Linked DNA regions of Homo sapiens: regions 1 and 3 are each linked to region 2. The links are chromatin loops, found by intact Hi-C in ENCODE. Cell type or tissue: IMR-90. All regions are shown on one strand. Links, peaks and the distances in the headings refer to the core of each region. The heading gives the core; the rest is flanking DNA.

Evidence for each region. Hi-C counts contacts between places; a loop is a spot of excess contacts. Peaks named below come from ENCODE experiments on the same cell type or tissue, not always from the same donor. Only the 100,000 strongest peaks of a DNase experiment are listed, where the experiment ranks them.
Region 1: a loop joins it to region 2, with 2.1 times the contacts of the local background. A loop is called at or near these places in 3 of 110 quality-filtered maps.
Region 3: a loop joins it to region 2, with 5 times the contacts of the local background. A loop is called at or near these places in 7 of 110 quality-filtered maps.

The regions. Positions count from the first base shown.
Region 1 is chr2:37,709,455-37,717,505 of GRCh38, forward strand. No RefSeq gene overlaps it. Among named protein-coding and RNA genes, the nearest start is that of CDC42EP3, 42 kb to the left of the region's middle. In IMR-90, for the core only: no CTCF peak of the experiment used is centred there; a DNase peak (open chromatin) is centred at 4,057; H3K27ac peaks cover 1,022 bases.
Region 2 is chr2:37,828,723-37,836,773 of GRCh38, forward strand. It overlaps PIRAT1 (PU.1 (SPI1) induced regulator of S100A8 and S100A9 alarmin transcription 1), which reads right to left. Exons shown (of 4, transcript NR_110012.1): 3 at 211-316. Among named protein-coding and RNA genes, the nearest start is that of PIRAT1, 43 kb to the right of the region's middle. RefSeq lists an enhancer at 4,765-4,824. In IMR-90, for the core only: a CTCF peak has its summit at 4,056 (motif pointing left); a DNase peak (open chromatin) is centred at 4,039; H3K27ac peaks cover 168 bases.
Region 3 is chr2:37,633,972-37,642,022 of GRCh38, forward strand. CDC42EP3 (CDC42 effector protein 3) reads right to left here. Exons shown (of 2, transcript NM_006449.5): 2 at 7,973-8,051. Among named protein-coding and RNA genes, the nearest start is that of CDC42EP3, 34 kb to the right of the region's middle. RefSeq lists enhancers at 1-70, 91-160, 1,693-1,922. In IMR-90, for the core only: a CTCF peak has its summit at 3,739; no DNase peak of the experiment used is centred there.

The sequences.
Region 1 (8,051 bases), core at 2,762-5,261, 120 kb before region 2:
ATTTTCAATATAAACCTCTGGGTGGGGGGTCTTGCCATGGTATGCCATTGCCAGGGAAGGTGGATGGGGAGGGTTCCAGTGAGGCAAGGCAGGGTGCTAGGGGCAGGAGGTCTCTCTCTGAGCACCTGGAGGCCCTCAGGGTGGCCTTACCTTGGTGTGCTTACCACAGCTTAGGGCAGGAGCCCTAAAACTTGATTCATTACCTTCCTGCCCCAACTGCCCTAGATTTCTCCAATTTTATTTGAAATAATTTATTCATGATACAGATTTTAACATGGTCATACTTTCAATAAATATGCTTGAGCCATTTTTTTGAGGAGGCAACAATTTAAAAAAAAATCTATGCAATATGACCGAGAATTCCCAGAACACACAATTTTGCAGTGAGAGAGGCGTATGGAAATCAGGAGTGTATTTCATTCTTGTCTTCAACTAAAGGTTTAACAGCAATATTAACTATAATGGAGATGAATGAGCTCTTGCAAACAAGAATCAACAATTGCCATTTAAGTGTTGTTTTTGAGAAATAATTCTGATTCAATCAACGCATTAAAATATTTTAAGATAAATTCTGCTGAAGAAAACTAAGAATGGTGCTGTCCAGGTAATAGAGTTAAAACAAATCTTCACTAATTTTTGTTTCACAGGATAGTGAAACAAAAATTATTTTATTTAGTTTTTTAACCACGGTTTAATGTATATATATTTTTCAGCCTCCAATTTTGTTTCCTTTACTGTAGTATTTCTCGGCTTTTCCTTCTAGAATGGTTGAAAAATTTGTGATGGAGTCTATGAAGAAATAGATTTCAAAAACCAGGGAAAATTTTAGATTGGCGAATGGTTCTGCTTGGAAATACATCTTCTACTGAGGTTGGAGGCTGATGAGGAAAAGTAAAAACAATGAGGGAGGTAAAGCAAGAAAAGAAACAATACACTACAGATAAGCAATGAACAATTTTGTTTCCTGGGGGAAATGCAGAATTTTCTGTTTTCTAGAGATGTGGCCAACTGGGAATAACACCTTCCTTGTCTTCCAAGCCACAGATGTGGGCTTTTCCAGTCCTAACTTGGAGAAAAAAAATTAGGTTGAAGATATATACACAAAATTCATACTCTGGGTTTCCCACCAAAACATGGAACAGAAATGGAAGACAACAAGGTAAAGAGCATTGGCTCTGGAGTCATCCAAACCCGCGTTGACTACCCGTTATAAACAGTGTTTTGTCCTTCAAAATTCCTCGGGCTTCCGTTTCCTCATTTGTAAAATGAAATGACTTTGCAGGGCTACGGTGAGAAAATACATATGTGTGGGAAGATAGCCTATCAATGTAAGTGTATAAATATCTCTAAAAAATCTCTCTATATACAGATAGCAGTATTTATCTCCATATCTGTATTTATATCACATAGTCAGCACTCAATGGCTAGATGCATTGGTTATTATTGTTGTCTCGAGGTAAGATAGGCTTAGAGTTTTAGTGGTAGGCTGAGTAATGATCCCCCAAAGATGTTCGCATCCTAAAGCTTGGAACCTATGAATCTTGCCATATGTGACAAAAGAGGGTCTGCAGATGTGATCAAGTTGAAGATCTTGAGATGGGGAGATTACACTGAATAATCTGAGTAGATTCGATGCAAACCCAAGGGTCCTCATAAGTAGGATGCAGGAGTCAGAGTCAGACAGGAGGAGGCGTGATGACAGAAGAGAGGGACAGAGAGAAAGAGATTTGCGGATGGTGACTCTGAAGATGGAGGAGGGGGCCATGAACCTGTTGGAGCTTCCCCCACAACAACTTCTCTCTGGGGGTTCATCTGTTGAGAGTCACAATCGCAATCTTATAGGAGCTGGAGCTTTGCAGGGAGACCCTGAAGACACCCAGAGGGAGGCTCCCCAGTGCTGTCTTTGGAGACTTGCAGGCAGGTGCCTTGTCCTCTCTATCACCAGCAAGTAAACTGCAACTGGCCCTGCACCTCCTTTTGAGATGACTTGGGATTTGATGGGAGCTCAGGGAGCCAAGGAAGGCAAAGAGAAGCAGGAGCCCCGCCACACACATTGCAAGTGGTGGATTGCTGGCTGTGGTTTTCCTGGAAGGCTCTTAAATGGCTTTCAGGACATTCTTTGTTGGGGCCCTACATTCTTTAGCAGGGCTATCATGACTTAAGGGGTGTGGCCAGCAAGCCACATCCTCAGGGTGTTTTGTGGGCTGCTCTGCAGTGTGGCATAGGGACCCTGGCTTGAGAGACCTGCTGCTCTTTAAATCTATTACTCAGGAAGTGTTTGGCCTTTTTCTGCTTATTCTGGTGAAAACATATCTCCAGTTTCCCACTGTGAAAAAGACTTTGTCCTAAAGTTTTGGGGAACTGTTATTTAGAGTCCTTACACCTGCTAAGATATCTCCCCAAGTCCCAAAGGCCAAAAATAAAAGGCAACTTTCTACCCCAAGCCACCATAGTGGCTGCACTATGGTCAGACAAGTGGTCATCATCCTGGTCTGTAACATCTTGCTCACTCCTCTGTGCTCCCATATACAGTCATAGTGTATAGCTGCATTAAAGCACTTGTTTCAACATTTTGAAATTGTGCTTTCCCCATCACTTAGAATCCATGCATTCTTCAGTGCTGGGATCACATCTTATAGAGCTTGGTATTCCCAGATATTAGTATGGTGCTTGTCACGTAAGTTATTAATAAATGTTTCTTAGATGAGCAAACTTTACCTCTGTGGTAATTTGTGTAGCTGCTATCCACTCGATGTAGTTGCTTTTCAAAAAACTGAGGTATAATTTACATACAATCTACCAGAAAGTGTTAAGTATTCAGTTCAATTATTTTGACAGTTGAATATATCATGACAATTGACTACACCAAAACAAGAGGCAACCACTGTTTATGTCTTTTTTTAACCAGAGATTAATTTTGCCTAGTTTTGGACTTTATAGAATTGGTTTATATATTATACACATTTTGTGCAGCTTCTTTCACTTAGCATAACTGGAAGTCTCAAGTTTTATTCATACTGTTACATCATCAGTAATTTTTTTCTTTTTCCTTTTTTTTTTTTTTTTGAGATGGAGTTTCGCTCTTGTTGCCCAGGCTGGAGTGCAGTGGTGCAATCTCGGCTCACCACAACCTCTGCCTCCTGGGTTCAAGTGATTCTCCTGCCTCAGCCTCCCAAGTAGCTGGGATTACAGGCATGCACCACCACGCCCAGCTAATTTTGTATTTTTAGTAGAGATGGGGTTTCACCATGTTGGTCAGGCTGGTCTTGAACTCCCGACCTCAGGTGATCGGCCCGCCTTCGCCTCCCAAAATGCTGGGATTACAGGCGTGAGCCACTGTGCCTGGCCAGTAATTTTTTCTTTTTCTTTTTGACTAATATATATCTATTGACTAATACATATCTATTTCTTTTTGACTAATATTCAATTTATGAATATGCCAGAGTATGTTCATCCACCCTCATATTGATGAACATTTGGGTTGTTTCCAGTTTGGGCTGTTATGGAAAAGCTTCTTTGAGTATTCTTGTACAGTTCTTCTTGTGGACATATGTTTTCATTTCTTTTGAGAGATATTGAGGGTGGAATTGCTGGTTGTAGGATACATGAAGAAGTTAACTTTATAAAAATCTGACAAACTATTTTCCTAAGTGGCCGTACCATTTGCATTCCTACCAACAGTGTTTGAGAGTTCCATTTCTCCACATCCACATCAACTTTTGGTATTGTCTTATCTTTACATCTGAGCCATTTTAATAGGTGCAAAATGGCATCTCATGGTGGTTTTAATTTCCATATCAGTGATGATTAATGATGTGGAAAACACTTTCATGTGCCTATTCCTTGTTCTTATACTGTAGTACCCACTAATCCCTGGGGGATTCATTCTAAGAACCCCAGTGGCCGCCTGGAACCAAGTATATTACTGAACTCTGTATGTACTATTTTTTAAAAATCTGATAACTAAGGCAGCTACTGACTAAGGGGTGGGTAGCACAGACTGTGGATATGCTGGACAAAGGGATGATTCAGCTCCCTGGTGGAACAGAGCAGGATGGCTCAAGATTTCATCACGCTACTCAGAATAGTGGACGATTTTAAACCACAAATTGTTTATTTCTGACATTTTCCATTTAGTATTTTCTGACTGTGGTTTACTGTAGGTAACTGAAACTGGAAAGTGAAACCAAGGATAAAGGGAGGGACTACTCTATGTATCTTTTTTTGTGAAATGACAGCTTCAATCTTTTGCCCATTAAAAAAATTAAATTGTCATATTATTGATTTGAAAGAGTTCTTTATATACAATGCATACATGCCCTTTGTCAGATATATGTACTGATTTGCATATTCATTTTCTTAATGGTATCTTTTGGTACACAGAAATTTTTGTTTTAATGAAAACCAGCTATCATTTTTCATAGTTCGTGCTTTTTGTGTTCTGTCTAAAAAAATTTGCCTACTCCAAGGTTGTAAAGTTACTCTTTTATGCTTTCTACTAGAAACTTTATTATTCTAGGTTATATTTTGTTCTATGTTTATCTCAAACTATTTTATTGTATGGCGTGTGACAGGAGTCAAGTTTTTTGTTTGTTTTTTATATGGCCATCCAGTTGTTCCAGCACCACTTGTTAACAAGTCTTCTTTTCTTCATGAAATCACCTTGTCACATTCAGTTAAAAATCAGTTGATTCTAATCTTGATGTGAACCTAAAACTACTCTAATAAAGCGTTTTAAAAAATTAATTAAGTCTATACATATGAGTCTATTTCTGGATTCTGTTCTCTTGATGTATTTGTCTATCTTCACGTCAATACTGCAATGCATTGATTAGTCTAACATATTCGGTTTTAGAACTGGGTATTATAAATCTTCCAACTTTAATTTTTTCAAGATTGCTTTGGCATTTTCATATCAGTTATAGGTTCAGCTTGTAAATTTCTCTAAAAAGTCCTACTGAAATTTTGATGACTGTATTAAATTCACAAATAAATCTGAGGAAAATAAATATCTTAACAACATTGAGTCTTCTACCTCATAAACATTGAATGTCTCTCCCTTTTGTCTGGGTTTCTTTAATTTCTCACATCAGTGTTTTACAGTTTTTTACTGTAGAGAAATTGTACACCTCTCTTAGCATTTTCCTATTTGATATTTTTTGATACTATTGCATATAGTATTTTTTACATGTTGTTTTCCAATTGTTTACTGCTGGTATATAGAAATAGAATTGATTTTTATATATTGACCTAGGTAAACTCATTACTTAGTTCTTATAGTTATTTTGTATCCATAGTTTTCTATATAAACAATTGTGTCATCTGCAAAGAATGACAGTTTTACTTTCCTCTTTATACGAATTACTTCTTTCTTTCCTTTATCTATATGCCTTCTATTTCTTTTTCTCCTCTTATTGCATTGGCTACAACTGCCAGTTAAATGTTAAGTAGAAATGATGAAAGTGAAAGTCCTTGCCTTGTTCTTTATGTTAAAAGGAAAAATCAGTAAGTATTATATTAGCTGTAGGTTTTAAGAGATCCTTTTCAGCAGTTTGAAGAAGTCCTTGTCTATTTCTAATTTGCTCAAGAGTTATTATCATGAATGGAGGTTGACTTTGGTCAAACGCTTTTTTATGCATCTACTGAGATCATTGTATGGTTTCCCTTTATTCTTTCATTGACTAATTTTCAGATGTGAAACCAATCTTACATTTCTTTAAAAACCTTCACTTGGTCATGATGTGTATTTTGGAAATATATTATTGGATTAGTTTTGCTAATATTTTGTTAAGGTTTTTTCAGCTGTACTCATAAGGAATATTGGTTTGTAATTTTCTTTTCTTATAATGTCATTGTCAGTATTTGGCATTGGCAGTATGCTGGCTTCATGGGAATTATTCTCTCCATCTCTAGTTTTGAGAGAACTTGTGTTGACTTGGTATTATTTCATCCTTAAATGATAATAGATTTCATTGGTAAAGTCACCTAGATCTCAAGTTTTCTTCATAAAAAAATTTTGATAATAAATTCAATTACTTGAATTGACATAAGAATATTTATTTATGTTTTTATATTTCTGTTATATATTTCAGTAAGTTGTGTTTTTAAAATTATTTTTCTATTTCATCTTAATTGTTTAATTTATTGACTTAAAGTTGTTCATAATATTTCCTTGCTATCTTTTTCATAACTATAGGGTCTGTAGAAATGCCCTTTTTTTTCATTTCTAACACTGGTAATGGGATTTTCTATTTCACTTATCAGTCTTGCCCTGGGTTTCATTAATCTTTTTTTTTAAACACACTTTTAACATTGTTGATGTTCTCTTTTTGTCAATTTTCTGTTTTATTAATTGACATTCTTACCATCATTTTTCTTTCTTATACTTTGGGTTTTAGTTGTTATTTTTCTAGCTTCTTCATGTGAAGGCTTAGATAATTGATTCTATACCTCCCTTTTTTAAAAAATTGAATGCTATACATTTCCCTCTAAGTACTTCTTTAGCTACATCTCACAAATCTTGGTAAGTTGGGTGTTCATTATCATTCAGTTCAAATGATTTCAAATTTCTTTTGTAATTTCTCCTTTGACCATATGTTATTTAGATATATAATGTTTAATTTTCAAATATTTGGGTTTTTTCAGATATCTGATGGTTATTGATTTCCATATTGTCATTATGGTCATAAATGTACTCTGTATGGTTTCAATCTTTTTAATTTTAATGAGTCTTATTTTCTGGCTCGGCATTTTTGATCTATCTTGGTTAATAGTTCATGCAAAGTTAAAAAGAATGTATATTTTGCTGTTTTGGGAGTGGTGTTTTGTAAATGTTGATTAGGTCAAATTGGTTGACAGTGTGGATCAAATATTTTTAAATTATACTCTTTTCCCTGCTTTTTAAATCAGTTACTCAGAAAGTGATGTTAATATGTTTAACCGTGACTGTAGATTTGTCTTTCTCTCATATTAATTCTACTTGGTTTTGCTTCATATATTTTCAAGCTATTTTTTTCTCTCATCTTTTTCCATTCATTTATCCTGCTTTTTCTGCTCTCTTTCAGGTGAATCATGTATATTTCAATATCCCATTTAATCTCCTGTATCAACCTTTAAGCTCTATCTTTTTGTAATACCTCTGTGAGGTTTTTTGGAGTTATTTTAGATATTATGCTATGCATATTTAAATCATCTTAATCTACCTTCAATAATATACTACTTCATAATCAATGGAAGACACTTCCAATTGAATAATTTCGTTTAGAGTCCTTCCACCCTTTGTGCTATTTTTAAAAATATTTTACTTCTACATGTGCTATAAATTCCACAATACATTATTTTTGCTTCATTCAACAATCTTTTAAAGAATTACATATGTATGTATCTATACAGTCTATATATACCTATATATATTTATTGATATAAATACATATCACTTAAAAAGAAAAGGTTATTTTACATTTACCCAGGTATTTACCCTGCCTATTGTTCTTCATTCTTTTAAAAAATTATTTCTTGTACAGTAAGTCTTCTAGAGATAAATCCTGTCAACTTTTCTCTTTCTGAAAATACGTTTTATTTTACTTGAATTTCTGAAGGATACTTTTATAGAATTCTAGGCTGACAATTTTCTCCTTTCAATACTTTAAAAAATGCTATTCCATATTCTTCTGGATTCCATTTTTTCTCTAAGTCAGCCTTCATCTGTATTGTTTTCCCCCACATGTAATCTGTCTTTTCCCTCTGGGTGCTTTAAAGATTTGGTCTTCATCTTTGGTCTTCAGCAACTTGACTATGATACGCCTAGATTGATTATCTCTGCTCTCACCGCTTTCCTTGCAAACAGCATTTTCTGAGGATGGAAAACATGGCCCACTCCTTCCAGGAAGGTGGCTAGCAAAACCTATCTGGGTCTGCGACCTTGGGATACTTGCTGGAATGTTTTCAATTTAATGGGCTCCCTGGTGTTATTGCTCTTGCTTGGTTTTGTTGTTGTTAGCTTTGGAGTAAAAAGCTGGCATTTGTTGGTGAGTGTCTTAGTCCCTTTTTTA
Region 2 (8,051 bases), core at 2,850-5,349:
GAGAATTTGTAGTGTTTTCTTGTTCGTTTTGTTACATGAATAGACAGCTAGGGGAAAATGGCATTCTATGGGGAACTGATGGGATTTATTTAATATTTATTTAAATAAATTTATTTATTTATTTATTTAGACACCTCTTTTTTCCCGTCTAAGTTATAAACTAATTAAGAGATGGACAAAGAATAAGGTAAAGGAAGGTCAAAATATTACCTTGGGCAGGGTGCAGTGTCTCACACCTGTAATCCCAGCACTTTGGGAGGCCAAGGCAGGAGGATCACTTGAGTTCAGGAGTTTAAAATAGCAACATAAGAAGAATCTGTCTCTCCAAAAAAGAAAAAGAAAAGAAAAAAAGGAGGTGAGGTGGCACATACCTCTAGTCCCAGCTACATGGGAGGCTAGGGTGGGAGGATCACCTAAGCCCAGGAGGTCAAGGCTGCAGTGAGCTGTGATCACACCACTACACTGCAGCCTGGGTGACAGAGTAAGACTGTTCCTCAAAAAAATAAAAATAAAAATAAAAATTACCTCAGTTCGTGAAAACAGCAAAGATGTGTGGCATGACTAGCTCCATTCCCTGGAATTAGGAAATATCACCACACTTATGATGAATCTTACAAAACTTAAGCCTTCCCACTCAGGGAGGGCCACATAGACATGAGAAAGTAGAGCAGAATGTGGTTGTTTTCCAGGGGAAGCTGGCTTCTAATGAGAAGGGAGGGAGGGAGGGCCTGGGCTTCCTGTGCAGATTCATTTCCCTTGGTTACCAGCAGGTCACTCACCCCACCTCCGTGGGCATTAGCCATGAGGCAAGAAGTAAGAGGAGTTTAGAAAAAAATCCTTGTTTCTGGAAACCAGAGAGGAGGGAGACACGGTTCACTCAATGAGTAGGAACTTCAATGGTTAAATGTGTCTTCTTGTAACAAACATCCATGTAACTATTTGAGGCCAGAATGAATTCTTCCTGGTGTTTCTTTAGGTGATTTCTCCAAGGGAGGCCTGTGGTATGCAGGGGATTTTTACCAAGACCAGCGTTCTCATGAGTCCAGAGGCTCATCTGCCCTTAGAGGATTGGAAGATTTGCATCCGCTTCCACAAGCTGCTAGCCTAATCCTCTAAGGTTCAAATCTGCCAGGGATCCATACCATGAAGGCAGTCCTCCTGAGTTTGCTTTGGAGTCTGACACTTTTCATTATGGACATCAGTGATTGACACCCTGATTGTACTTAGAATCACCCAGAGGGAGCTTTTAAAAAGTATTGGTACCCAGGCCCCTCCTCAAACTGAGAAAACTGAGGACTCTGTGGGTGAGCCTGGACATGGATGGCTTTACCAAGCTCTCCAGATGAGTCTAACGTGCACCCTGGCTTGAGAAGCATGGAGTGGCAGTCACAGAAGCCCAGGTTGGCAGCTGTCTCAGGCAGGAAATGTAGAATGGCAGTTAAAACTGTTAGCCCTGGAGAAGAATCCTGATCCCATTCCTTACTGAGTGTTTGTTAAGTTACTTAAACATTCTTAGTCTCCCCAGGGTGACCAAGGCCATCCGTAAAAGGAAATCCACTCCAGTAAGTGAGTTGAAGCCTTGGTCTTCATCATTTATGATGGTCAACGGAGAAGTTTCCTTTTGTTTGATGCCACCCTTCGTGTCTGTTGCAAATGGCAATGAGCCAGAACTCTGCCATGCAGATGCTCGGGTTATGCCCATGCCAGAGAGTCCAGTGTGGCTCAGGATCAATCAAAACAGAAAGTACCATCCTAAAGTCAGCGTCTGGATTTTCCCCGTCAAAACATTCAACTCCCATGGTATATATATTTTTGCTTATTCAATTCATATTTTGAATTCATATTATGAATTAGTCGAATTTTTAGATATGCTTAGTTGTTGGTCCATGTCACAGCTATCTAGCCTGTAAGGACCATTTCTTCTTGCTCTTATCTTGAGAAAATCACACACTGGTGCTTAGTTAATAAATAGTTCTTGATTATGGAAATAATTATGGCCTTGGAAGAATTCTGTTTATATAAGCAAGAACTCTTAGGTCTTAATCTTGCAACTGAAAGGGATCATAGAGACCCAGGTCTTCAAGTTGAAGGGAAACTTGCCGAGGGCCACACAGGCACTCAGAGGCAGGCCCAGATTTGACTGTTCTCTCTCCAAGTCCATTTTTCTTCCAACTTTATCATGTTGCCTCCCTATACAACCCTCTAAACTACTTCTCTCTCTTTTCTAAATCCATTTTTTTTCTGATTTCTCTTTCTGCCACAAATGTTCCGAATTTATGAAGAAAGAAAATGGAGAAAAGATTTGAGTAGACATTTCTGGTTTCCATGCTTGGATTGCTTCGGAGGATTAGTTTTACTGTTCCAGCTTGTTTCTTTATCAGTTTAAAGGGCAAAACAACTTCCACCCTTTTGAGGCAGCAAGAGGTCAGTCCTCTGCCATCCTCCCCCACGGCCAGGCAGAGCCAACTGCAGCCCATGGGTACCTTCCACCGCCTTCTTCCCTGGGATGGAGTCAGACAGACCTGCAGAGGGGCGACCACTCAGCTTGGGCAGCCAAGGCAATACCTGTCATCACTGTAGTGGGCTTGAAGCCCAGTGTCCTTCACTGCCAGCCTTGATGGCTTTAGCTGTGAAAACTCTCCTGACAAAGGAGGCTCTCACAGGCTCCAGTCATGGGAGCCCTACAGCCAGGATTTCAGGAAACTAGGGTGGAATGGGCAGAACAAGAGTTTGTCCAACAACTGAACAGGACAGGAGGTTCCTACTGCTTGGAAATCTATTTGTGTGTTCCAGAGATGTGCAGAACAAAGACCTACACATGGTTATTTTGGCAAGAACAGGAAGGTTTAGATTATCCTTTTCCACCCCGTGAAAGTGGCCACCTAAGATGTGAGTGTTGAAGGAACATCTGTTTTAACACTAACAGAGCCTCAGTGAGGGTCTCACCATGGTCTTCACTTCACAGACATAGCACAAGCAATAAGAAAGCTGCAGCTGTCGGATGCACACACAGTTAAAGGCTTTGCCTCTCCTTTTTATCTCAGTGTTTCCAACATGACAGTGAGCACCGCGTGTTCTCCAATGGGCTCTGCTCCTTTCTGCTCCCACCAGCAGCTCTGAAGTATCATGTAAGACCACATGTTGCCTCCTTAAGGTGATTTTTGGAGAGGGAATTTGGGAAATGACAAAATCAAAATATCCAGCATGAGCCTTTGCACATCGTTCATGCATTGGGTGCATGAGATGATAGAATTGGATCTGGAGGCATATGCTATGTGTAGAACAGCTTTCCCCATCTGGAGCCCAGGTGTGCAGGTTCACCCCTGAGTCCCAGACATCGGTATCAGTGAGTAGTGAGAGCAAGACAAATCCATCTCACCTACCCTTGTTCCACAGAAATGATTTTACCCCTTGAGGTACAAGGTCAAGCTCTAATTTTATTTGTAGATCAAGTTTCACAATAATTGAGCATTTGAACATGCTAAGAAAGATGGGATTTTGTAACTCATTGTTGAAAGGCAATGTGGCATAATGGTTAAGAGTTTGCATTCTGAAATTAGAGAAACTAATTCTGAAATTACAAATTTGTTCTCTTTGTGACCTTAGGAAAGTAATGCAATTTGTCCAAACTTCAGTTTCTTCATCTATAAAATAAAGATAATTATAATTCCTACCTAGAAGTATTGGTGTAGTTATGAAGAAGGAGACCACTTGTGAAAAACATAAAATACTACAAGGCCACTCGTGTCACAAAGATGCAATTCACTGGTTACTATCATTACTATCAATTTTAGAGGCACAGACTTCCTTCTAAATAAGACTCCTTTCCAAACACGTACATCTAGAGCCATTCATTCTATCTTCTCCCACTGTTAGAATGTCCTTATCTTAAGCCAAAATCTCACTACCCTTGTTTTCTGGCCTTTTAATTTGTACCTACTTTTTGAAACCGCATGGAAAAACTCAAATCCCTTTTTGTAAAGGCATTGACTGGGCCACTGTTTTGCACAGCTCAAAGGGACACAGTTCACACTGTAATCTGTGTCAATGGCACCCCCTGGTGTCCACCCCACTGGAGAGGTAAATAGGGAGGATAGAAGGGAAGAAGGGAAGGGTTGTAGAGAGGCTGGACATACTCTTTTCCATGAAAATCCCTGGTGAAGTAAGGATCGCACCAGTGTACTACCTTCCCCAAACAAAGCAGCTACAACTCTACCAACACTTCTTCATAGGACATGATCTCACATCAGAGCCCATTGTGCTTTGACCACGTTTTTCTTAAAGTGAGGTGCTCAGAGCTAAGTCAACATTCCAGGTGAGACATGACCAGGGCCCAGGAGAGCAGAATTCAACCTCCTTCATTTTTCTGTATACCATAATTAGGATGCCACTGTGATACAAGACAATCTTAGTACTGAATTCCTAGAGCAATTATTTTCTGAGCAACAGGCTTGGTTTTTAATCATACATTGTCCTATAATATCACTTCACTTGTCATGAATTGTTACCCATTTCACTTTATATAAGTGAACTATATATGTGTGTGTGTGTGTGTGTGTGTTTCTTCATACTGTCTATGTTGGGAGTTCCCTGAAATATATGTTTTTAGACATTTTAATGACTCCTGTTAAATCTAGCACGTTTCTGGGACCATAAAAATGAATCTAATTCGAATATTTAGGGAGAACCAAAGCAAAGGGACAGCATTTATTAAAATTTAAAATGGCCACTGTGGAAATGGAGTCAAGCTATTCTGTGCACACAGTGTTGCTGGGATAAAACACGCTAGAAGAAATGGCGGTAAGTTCTTATTTGGTCAATGAATCATAATTCCCCAAAAGACAAGCATGATGCTTATGGCAGCCCTTAGTAATAATTCTTCATGTGTGGTTTTCTTGCTCATATTTTCTATGTATGCGGTGATTTCCAACTACACTCTGTGGAGCCCGTGGGGTTCTGAACGGATGCTCCCAGGATGTGTGGGAGGGGCAGGAAGAGCAAGAGTGGAGGGCGGGGCTCCTGTCAGCTTTCAGTTTCCCCTAGAGCCGTCAGCCTTTCCCTGTTGTATGTATTGGCCCTCCCTGTAATATTTCCTTTGGGAATAAAAAGTTTAGAAACCATAAGTCAAGTCACACCCTGGTCACCTCAGACTGGCAGGGAGTATGATCACTTTCATGTTTCGTCTCACAAAATGGATTTCTAGGTGAAGTATATTTAAAAAGAAGGTCACCAGGCACAGTGGCTCACGCCTGTAATCCCAGCACTTTGGGAGGCCGAGGCAGGCGGATCATCTGAGGTCAGGAGTTTGAGACCAGCCTGGTCAACATGGCGAAACCCCATCTCTACTAAAAATACGAAAATTAGCTGGGCATGGTGGCGCGTGCCTGTAATCCCAGCTACTCGGGAGGCTGAGGCACCAGAATTGCTTGAACCCGGGAGGCGGAGATTGCAGTGAGCCAAGATCGTGCCAGTGCACTCCAGCCTGGGTGACAAAGCAAGACTCTGTCTCAAAAAAAAAAAAAAAAATTAGGTTAATTTCCACATTTGGCCCTAATGTGGTCAAAACTTCAACAGCTGTGGATTAAAGAGAAAGCGACCACACCATCATCACCATCACCCTCTCTATCCCTGTGAAGCCCCAGACACACACAGTGGAAATGGAATTCAGAGCTAGAGTAAACCCAGGGTCTTGACGGACACTTTCGAAACAGCACTGCAGGTTTGTGATTTCCTTCAGATTTGGAGAGAGTCTCTTGATAACTCCTACCCTCATCTTCTGTTTTGATGGCAGAAAAAAGGGCACTATCTGTCTTTGTTTTGTGTTGCTATAACAGAATACCACAGTCTGGGTAATTTATAAAGAAAATTTATTTCTCACAGTTTCAGAGGCTGGGAAGTCCAATATCAAGGTGCCAGCACCTGGCAAAGGCCTTCTTGTGGTGTCATAATCTGAGAGAAGGCATCTTATGGCGAGAGAGAGGGAGCGTGCCAGCCCAAGTCTGTCTTCCTCGTCTTATAAAGCCACTAATCCCATCATGGGCCCCCACTCACGTGACCTCATCTAACCCTAATCACCTCCCCCAAAGGCCCCACCACCAAGTACTAGCAACATAATTTGGAGATTATGTTGACTGTTTCCTTTCTCCACCTCTCAGCTTGATTCTCAGAGTTCCATGTGATTGGAGAGGCCAGGGTGGGGGGCACTCTGACATCCACCTTGACCAGTACATTGTAGCTGTGCTGGACAGACCTCCTTTAAGAATAACACTTTTCATAAGGATTATTGCTAAAACCAAACTTCTCATCTTTTTTTTTTTTTAAGAGACAGAGTCTCGCTCTGTCACCACGATCTCGGCTCACTGCAACCTCCGCTTCCCAGGTTCAAGCAATTCTCCTGACTCAGCCTCCCTAGTAACCAGGACTACAGGCGCACACCGCCATGCCCTTTTTTTGAGATGGGGTCTGTCACCCAGACTGGAGTGCAGTAGCGCAATTTTGGCTCACTGCAACCTCCACCTCCCAGGTTCAAGGGATTCTTCTGCCTCAGCCTCCTGAGTAGCTAGGATTATAGGCATGCACCACCACGCCCGGCTAATTTTTGTATTTTTAGTAGAGATGGGGTTTCACTGTGTTGCCCAGGCTGGTCTCGAACTCCTGAGCTCAGGCAATCTGCCCACCTCGGCCTCCCAAAGTGTTAGGATTACAGGTATGAGCCACCGCGCCCGGCCGCTTCTCTTCATTTTTATGTGCAATAAATATTTAGAAATATCTTCTCTTAACTCTGTGGAACCATTGTTTCTTTATCTGCAAAATGAAGTTAATAATATCTTTCATAGTGGGCACTTGTGGTAATTAAATGAAGAAGAATGACAAAATAATTCAGAGAAACCTAGAATAAAGTGGGAAAGAGATAGCAGTGAAAATCTATTGGCAGTTGGCTAAGATGGTGACCCAAACCCTAGAGCACTAGGAAGGAGAAGGATGGAGACCACCACAAGTGATGCAAATGTCACTGATCTAGAAAAAGGAATACTGTTAGGATGTTATCACTCCCCTCACACTGTGAAGTCCCAGAAAAAAAATCTTAACTATGTTCAACATAAGAATTTAACTAAAACATAATGGACTATTTCCATTTTTCTTTACTTTCAGTGCTGTAAATAAAATCAACTTGTGGCCAGTAAGTATGTACAAGCTTTCTTCCTACTCTGTGTTAGCAGTATTTAGTATACCAAAAGTGAGAAGCTTTTCATATTGGAGGATTCTATCCAATTTGATATTTTCAATTACATTTAAGAGTACTCACTTGCATCGTCTCCTATCTGTGGTGCAATTTTTTTTTTTTTTTTTTTTTGAGACGGAGTCTCGCTCTGTCACCCAGGCTGGACTGCAGTGGCGCTATCTCAGCTCACTGCAAGCTCCGCCTTCTGGGTTCACGCCATTCTCCTGCCTCAACCTCCTGAGTAGCTGGGACTACAGGCACCCGCCACACGCCCAGCTAATTTTTTGTATTTTTAGTAAAGACGGGGTTTCACCATGTTAGCCAGGATGGTCTACATCTCCTGACCCCATGATCTGCCCATCTCGGCCTCCCAAAGTGCTGGGAGTACAGGCATGAGCCACTGCGCCTGGCCTGTGGTGCTGTTAGTTACAGAGTTGAGTTAAAATACAATGACCTACAAGCTAGTTGGGCCTTTTTATTTCTCTGCAACTAATCCCTGCAACTAATTCTCATGAGTAACCATCCTACTGTGCCAGAGGATTGTGCGAGGAATGGGGAAGGGAAATCTTTTATTGCAAAGGTCTTTGGATTCAAAACAGTGTCTTGAAGTTTAAAATGATTTTTTAGGGTAACCTGAGTATCTTTGGGAAAATGTTTAATCATTTAGATTCTCCTCCCAACCAAGATGACATCTGGCTGAAGAGAGAAACTCATGTATCCTCACAGTGACAGGGAACAGAGTTTACCAGCTGGGTTTCTGACCCAATATGGTCCGCAAGGTCTGTACCCTGGACACCTGTCTAAAATACGTGGCCAAATTTCATGGCCA
Region 3 (8,051 bases), core at 2,762-5,261, 190 kb before region 2:
GAGATCTGATGGTTTTATAGGGGCTTTTCCCCTCCTTCTCTCTGCACTTCTTCTTGCTGCCACCATGTGAAGAAGGGTGTGTTTGCTTCCATTTCTGCCGTGATTCTCTTTCCTGAGGCCTCCCCAGCCCTGCAGAAGTGTGAGTCAATTAAACCTCTTTCCTGTATATTTAATCAACTATCTAGTCTCTGTTATGTTGCTCCATTAGCAGCATGAGAACAGACTAATACAGCTAACCCACTTTACCCTTAGCAGCATAGATTCAATTCCACCTTCTTTGTGGAATTGAATTCCTAATTCATATTAGGGTGTTGGGCAGAGTGAGTATTTGACTTTCATTTATTCATTGGATTTTACATCCAGGTTGTGCCACTAGCACAAACAGTTCATGGAGGGCCTTGTATACCTGTTTAGGAATTTGGGCTTTGTATGGTAAAGGAGAGTTTCTGAAGGTTGTTAATTAGGGACTTTATGGGTTTAGATGTTCAGTTAGAGAAGCTTAAAATATTTTTTAAAATATAGTATCTAAAAAATATTTTTAGAGCCCATCACTCAAAATTAAAAAGGAAAAACATTGGCAGGGGTCATTCTAAAGACAGTGAAATAGTTAGGAAGCTGTTGCTATATAATAGAAGCAAGGTATGATGAGGGCCTGAATGGAGTCAGTGGCAGTGGGATTGGAGAAAAGAGATTGGACATGAGAAATATTTAGGAGGCAAAAGAAGAGGGTTGTGTGGAAAAAGGAGTCACTTCCCGGGTTTTGTCCTGAGAAGCTGGCTGGATGGTATTGTCACTCACAAGCACAGGAGAAGGAGGATGGAAGCATATTTTTGTTGGTGGTGAACTTGATTTGAAATATGGTAAATTTGGGGTTCTGGCAGGCCAAACAAGCAGAGATGTCCAGGGCTCATCTGGATATTCAGGTCTGAAGCCCAGGAGTTGTATTTGGGCAGGAGATAGAGATGTGGGAGTCATCAGAAAATAGATGGCAGTTGAAGCTCTGAAACAAGACATCACCAAACAGAAGAATGAGAATGACCCTAGGGTGCGTGGTAGCAATGGGGTCAGTAGTCGAAGAAGAACCGGGAAGGATTCACAGTGGTGTAGTTGGTGGGAGAGAAGGAAAACCAGAGAGAAGGGAGTGAGAGGAGCAGCAGTGCCCTGGAGAGTCAAGTGCTGCAGAGAAGAGAAGAAAGGGAGGTAGGGTGGGGAACATCTGTGACTTTAGGAAGGTGGTTCATTGGTGACTGCTGAGCGCAGCTTCAGTGAACGGTGGCAGTAGATCTGGAGGAAAGTGACTCAGTGAATGTGAGGTGAGCAAATGGAGACATTGGTGTAAATGCCCCTTTCGAGGTTGTGGAAGTGGCTCACGTTTTTGAGGCAGGGCTGTGTTTGTTTTTCAGAGGTAGGGACTCGAGCATATTCTCTGCAGAAGCCCCCAGTCAGTGAGACTGGTAAAGACTGTTGTCATGTAGTCAGAGGCAGAGTCTCAGTTCTACTCCTTCTCTTATCTCTGTCACACTGAACACTTCTGCTCTTTCTTAAATCACCAGTTGGCTCCTGGGGCTCCCAGGCCTTTCTGGGTTTGCTCTGGGTTTATTCACCTCTTGTGTCAGTCTGTTCTCATACTGCTATGAAGCAATACCCGAGACTGGGTAATTTATAAAGGAAAGAGGTTGAATTGACTCATAGTTCTGCAGGACTGGGGTTGCCTCAGGAAACTTATGGTCATGGCAGAAGCGGAAGCAAACATGTCCTTCACGTGGCAGCAGGAGAGAGAAGTGCAAAGGGGGAAAACCCCTTATATAAAAACATCAGATCTTGTGAGAACTCACTATCATGAGAACAACATGAGGGTAACTGCCCCCATGATTCAATTATCTCCTGCTGGGTCCCTCCCATGACACGTGGGGATTACGGGAACTACAATTCAAGATGAGATTTGGCTGGGGATGTAGCCAAACCACATCACCCCTGTTAGAGGTGGAGGATTTGCTGTGCCCCACTCACTGCCACCCCCACTGCCACCAGGGCAGTCATGTCTCACATGGTGCGACATTTGGTATCCCCACTCCTTCACCCACTTGTGCCTTCAGAGAGGACTCGGAGCCCTCAGGAGAGCTACAGGGTAGTCCCGTAAATAGCCAGGGGCCAGTGAGATGATGTACTCTGAGGAGAGGCTTCCCACAATACAAACCTTAGGTGTCAAATGTGCTATGAGGACACTGAGGCATTGTACCCTCAGCACCTGTGGCAGGTAGGTGGGGCCCAGGCCAGCCACAACAGCCCTTTCATTTCCCCATGGTGCTGTCCCAATGTCATAATTTTCTTTGTCATGATATGGGAAGCACTGCCTGATGGGGCCCCACCTCCAGCACATTGGCTGTCTCTCTGTCACTTGGCTTCCTGAATGGTATTTAAACGCCCCCCGCATCACTGTTGGGTCTCAGCAAACTCTCTGGCCTCTTGTTCAATTTGCCCTCTGCATACTGGGAAGGCCTATTTAACTTTGCCTGGCATCTGTGTGGAAGAAACACTTCTTAGGCAAAGAGCTCCTGGAAGACAATCTCCCTAGCAACAATGAAGCATCCTCTCTACAGTCTTTTCTGCCTCTCTTTTGTTGTTATCTGGATGACAGGGATTGAATCTGGCCTCTGCCCATATCAAATGCTGTCTGGGGCTGGAAACAAGCCTCAAAACATGTTTTAAATATTTTATTTCCCCCCGTCTCCCCTAAGTCTGCCCACCATGCATACGCTTGATTAAAGTTATGCCCCAGTGATCAACTGTGAGTGACAGTGACCCTCCTAAAGGTAGTCTACTTAGCCTCTGGGCTCAGGCAACACACCTGTGTCTGATTAGACACTGTTACCCTGCTTGAACCTGTGCCACATGAAAGCAGCTTTCTCTTGTGCTCTGGTAGTGGGAGATGCTTTCTTGTAATGTTAATGCAGGGCTAGACTTTTCTCCTGCTGATCCTTTGCCTGGAATGTTCTCCTCTTCCTTGTCACCAGCCAGAGCACCACTAAATCAGTGTAAACTCCTTAAGGGAAGACTAAAGTCCTGGGAAGTGGGGTCATCCTGGCCTTATCTCCTTAAAGAACCTAACTCTTCAAGGGGGTCTTCCCTGTTAACCCTCTGTATTAGTTGGCTAGGGCTGCAGTTGCCAGTACCATGAACTGCGTGACTTAAACAACAGAAACTAATTGTCTCACAGTTTTGGAGATCAAGATCAAGGTGCCAGCAGGTTTGGTTTCTCCTGAGACCTCTTTCTTTGGCTTGCAGATGGCCACCTTCTTGTTGTGTCCTCCCATGGCCTTTCATCTGTGTGTGTGCATCCCTAATGTCTCTTCCCCTTTTTATAAGGACGTGAGTCCTATCCAATTAGGGTCCCACCCTTATGAGCTCATTCAGCCTTAATTACTTCTTCAAAGGCTTTAGCTCCAAATATAGTCACACTGAGGGTTAGGGCTTCAACATATGAATTTTAAGGGAACACAGTTCAGTCCACCTCATTATCCTTAACGTTTTCCATTTTTCTGTATTCTCTCCAGTGCTTGGGTATTGCATCAGTTTCCTATAATTGCTTTAGCAAATTACTAAAAACTTGGTGGCTATAAACAACAGAAATTTATTGTCTCACAGTTCTAGAGGCCAGAAGTCTGAAATCGGTGTCACTGGGCCGAAATCAAGCTGTCAGCAAGGCTGTACTCCCTCCAGAGGCTCTAGGGGGAAATCTGTCCCTTGCCTTTTTCACTTTTTGGTGGCTGGCAGCATTCCTTGATTTCTGGATGCATCAATCCATCCTCTGTGGTCACATTGTCTACTCCTCTTCTGGTCAAATTTCCCTTTGCCTCTCTCTTATAGGGACAATCGTGATTGCATTTAGGGTCCACCCAGATAATCCAGACTAATGCCCCATCTCAAGATCCTTAACTTAATCATATCTGTAAGGCCCCTTTTACCAAATAAGGTGACATTTATAAGTTCCAGACATTAGAATCTCCTATCTTGGGGGCCATTATTCCACCAGCCACAGGAGTATTGTTCATAATATATCATTTGATGTTTAAACAAATGATGTATCATTTGATGTTTAACAGCTGACCTACAAAAAGAGCCCTTGTTGCAAGGGCAGGAGACACAAAGATGTTTTTGCTGGGTGTGTTCAGACAAGATCACACCCTTCATACCATAATCTAGAGCCTTGGCTCTGTCCTCCCACATGACCTTCGCCTGAGGGGAGGGGCTGGGGACTAGGGAGCCAAGGAGTCTCCCTGGGGAGGTGAGGTTTCAGATGATCCAGGGGTTGGAAGAAGTTTCTCCCATGCATTTTTATCTCATGGCTGGTTAAGAGGGGTGGGCATCCCACTCCCGGAAGCCATTTCACTTTGAATACTTTGTTTACTTCTGGTTAGAAGAGTCTTCAGGAGTGTGGGCTCTGGTAAGAAGGTCCCATTTTCCCTGGACTTATACAACCAGGTCTGCTTCTTGTGTTTTGCTATCGTGACACTTTTACAATTTTTCCTCTCAGTTACCTAAGGTACCTGATGAATAGTCAACATGTTTGTGAAGTCCAGAGTGCCAGATGTATTGAAAATGAGCAATTTTAATCAACGGTGAACCTACCTCTTTATATTTTTTTTTTAAAAAGAGGGCGATTACTGAAGCTTCACAAATAGTGCTTTATTTAGTCATAGGAGCCATGATCTGGTACTAGGATGGGAGGACTTTATTGGCTGCTAATCTAAGATTGTGTTTGTCTGTTCTTCCTTCTTGCCATTTATGGTGGAAAAATCTTCCAGAGCACCACAGGTGTTTTGTTTCTTGCTTCTAGTCCCATCCCAATTTCATTTTCATGAAATGGGAGTCAGGTTTGGAAGATAATTACCAATTTCCTTTTCCTACTTTTAACAATGCCCCTGCTTACGGTACAAAGTTGTGTCTGAACATTACTGCTTATTCTGAAAAACTCAATATGTAATTTTTAATGTCGTTTCAAGCCTTTTGAAGTTTCATCTGTTTCTGGGGCATTGCTAATGGTTTACCTTACAACGCAGAAAGAACTTATAAAGGAGATGTCAGGAGAAAATAATAATCTCCTCAATGCAATCATGTCATTAAGATGCTACTGTTAAGAGTGGGGGATGAGGCAGAGGAAAGACCAGACAGTGACTTAGAAACATGAGCATTTGGCATCGAAGGCATTACTGTCTTGAAGCCTTCTGGCCTGTAGGGTGTATGGAAACATGTCAGTTATGGAGAGTTTTATATTAATCTCCTGTACCATCTAATTTGGTTGATTCAAAATTAGGTTTAATTACAAGTGATCTTCTGGCACTAGGGAGACCGGCCAACAATAACCTTCATTATCTCTTCTGGTGAAGGCCACATTTGCTCTCAGGTAAATCTCTCAGAAAAGCTCATCACTGCCCATTTTTCTTTGGTCCCAGGCAAAATTATGCATTACATGAACTCACTCTTCATGTTTTTCCTGGTCTCTCTTGCTACCTGGTCCCAGGCCAGTTGCTAGAGACTTGTGCTCCCACAGTGGGCATCTGATAAGTGAGTTCACTTTTCACTGTTGGTGGCTTGCAGATGTTGTTACTCCTGGAATTATTCTAAGGGGACTCCATGCCTAATAGAAAAAGCCTCACCTAAAAAGGAACCCATCTCCAAGGGTAGATTTTTCTAGCCCTGGGGCAGCTGAGTGTAGAAGAAATTGTTTTGAGCAGTACTGTTTTTCTAGGGTCACACAAGTTCTGCCTATTTCACTTGTAACAATGCTGCCCATGGGTATAAGGATGACATCCTTTGGAGTTTTAATGCACATTTCCTGGGACTTAAAGATGGGAATTTTCTATGGACACAGTACCTCAAAGGGTTTCTTTGTTGGGATTTTCGAGACCCAAATGTAATGAAAGAATCTTTTCACTACAGATGATCCTTGACTTATGATGGGGGTTACGTCCTGATAAGCCCATTGTAAGTTAAAAAATGTAAGTAGAAAATGTGTTTTCAATTAAGAACCATCCTAAGTCGGGAACCATCTGTACTTTTGTGGGTATTTGGGGTGCAAACGTTGGGGACCATGTGTTATGCTGATAATGACCATCTTGCTGATGTGCCTTGTAGGGTAAGGACTCACCCTGGGAGAGACTGTGAGTTTCCCTGAGGGGTGGACAGTCCACACGTCACCTCTGGGAAGAGGCAGGTCCTCGGAAGTCTGGGGCTTCTGCTCCTCTCTGAGCCTCAGTTCTATGAGTCTGGACTTCAAGGAGTTTGAGAGAACTTCCAGGGCTGTTTGTTTCTACTCAATTGAATTGTTTTTCCTACTTTGTAAGCCATAACTCCTGGCTCTCTTGGGTTCTAATGACCCAGGAGACTCTTCAATGACATTTGGATTCTGTTTCCTGGGGAGCTTTCTTCCTTAATCCTGGGGATACTCAAAGTGTAAGCCAGCCTGGGAAAAGATGGATTGAAAGGAGTTCCGAGGAGGGAGGATCACGAGTTCAGGAGATCAAGACCATCCTGGCTAACAAGGTGAAACCCTGTCTCTACTAAAAATACAAAAAAAATTAGCTGGGCGTGGTGGTGGGCACCTGTAGTCCCAGTTACTAGGGAGGCTGAGGCAGGAGAATGGCGTGAACCTGGGAGGCGGAGCTTGCAGTGAATCGAGATGGCGCCACTGCACTCCAGCCTGGGTGACAGAGGGAGATTCCGTCTCAAAAAAAAAAAAAAAAAAAAAGTTCCTGGGGCTGGGCACAGTGGCTCACGCCTGTAATCCCAGCACTTTGGGAGGCCAAGGTGAGTGGATCATTTGAGGTCAGGAGTTTGAGACCAGCCTGGCCAACATGGTGAAACCCTACCTCTACTAAATACAAAAATTAGCCAGGCATGGTGGTGAGCACCTGTAGTCCCAGCTACTTGGGAAGCTGAGGTAGGAGAATCAGTTGAAACCAGGAGGTGGAGGTTGCAGTGAGCCGAGATTGCGCTACTGCACTCCAGCTTGGGTGACAGTGAGACTCTGTCTCAAAGAAAAAGTTCCCGGGGATATAGCTGGTGGGACAACTGCCCAGTGTGTTCAGCCCAGGGACTGCAATACCAGCTTGCTTCATCTGGAGTTGTTTCAGGAGACACTTAGCCCCTCTCACTTCCTTCACCTTCGTAAATGACTTTCCCTGAGCACCTCACGTCAACCTCACTATTGAGGTGTCCCTACTCTGGCCTTCAGGTCTCTGAATGGGCACTATAGACTGGGCATGAGCTTTCACAAAATGCTGGCTAATTTTATATAAATATCTATCCTGGGAACCACCTGTTCAGCAGTCTGATTCTAGAATCTTCTTCTACTGGAGTCTTCTCAGGAGTGGATCCCAATCTTGCAGACCTAGAAGTGGGCATTTTTTACTCCAATCCCTGTTTCTGGACTGTTTTGAATAGAAGCACTACTAGGATGTGAGTGTATCCTTTGGTTAGCTCATCATATTCTTTCCCTTCCAAGAATGCCCCCTCTCCCTAAAATGATCTCAGCAGACCCTCAAGGTACCTTTTGGGTCCTTCTCTTCCACAAAACTGCCCCAGGTCTCTCCCTCCCCAGAACTCAAAGCTCTTTTTTCCCCCAGTGACCCTTTTGGCAATGAATCACGTGCATATTTTGTGACACACTCCAATAATCACTTCATGGTGAGCATAATACCCACTTCACTGACTCAGCTTTGCTCATTTTGATGTATGGCAGACATCTCTGTCTGCGTGATGAGTCTCTGGAATATTAACTCTATTCTGCACGATGGCTTTGCTTTGGGCAGATGTTTTTATCTATCACCCGTGTCGATCTGTTTTCCATGAGGGAAATTTGGCTGACCTTCAGAGGATGGATTACTGATCTCCCGGGAGCCAATGGAAGTGACATCATTAACGGATTTTTTTTTTTTAACAGCAAAAATGGAAGATAATTAAATGCAGCACAGTAGTTGTAAAACAGATTTCATTGTGTTATACATCACTTCATAAAGTAAGCATAGTTCCCATTCTTCCACATGATGCTT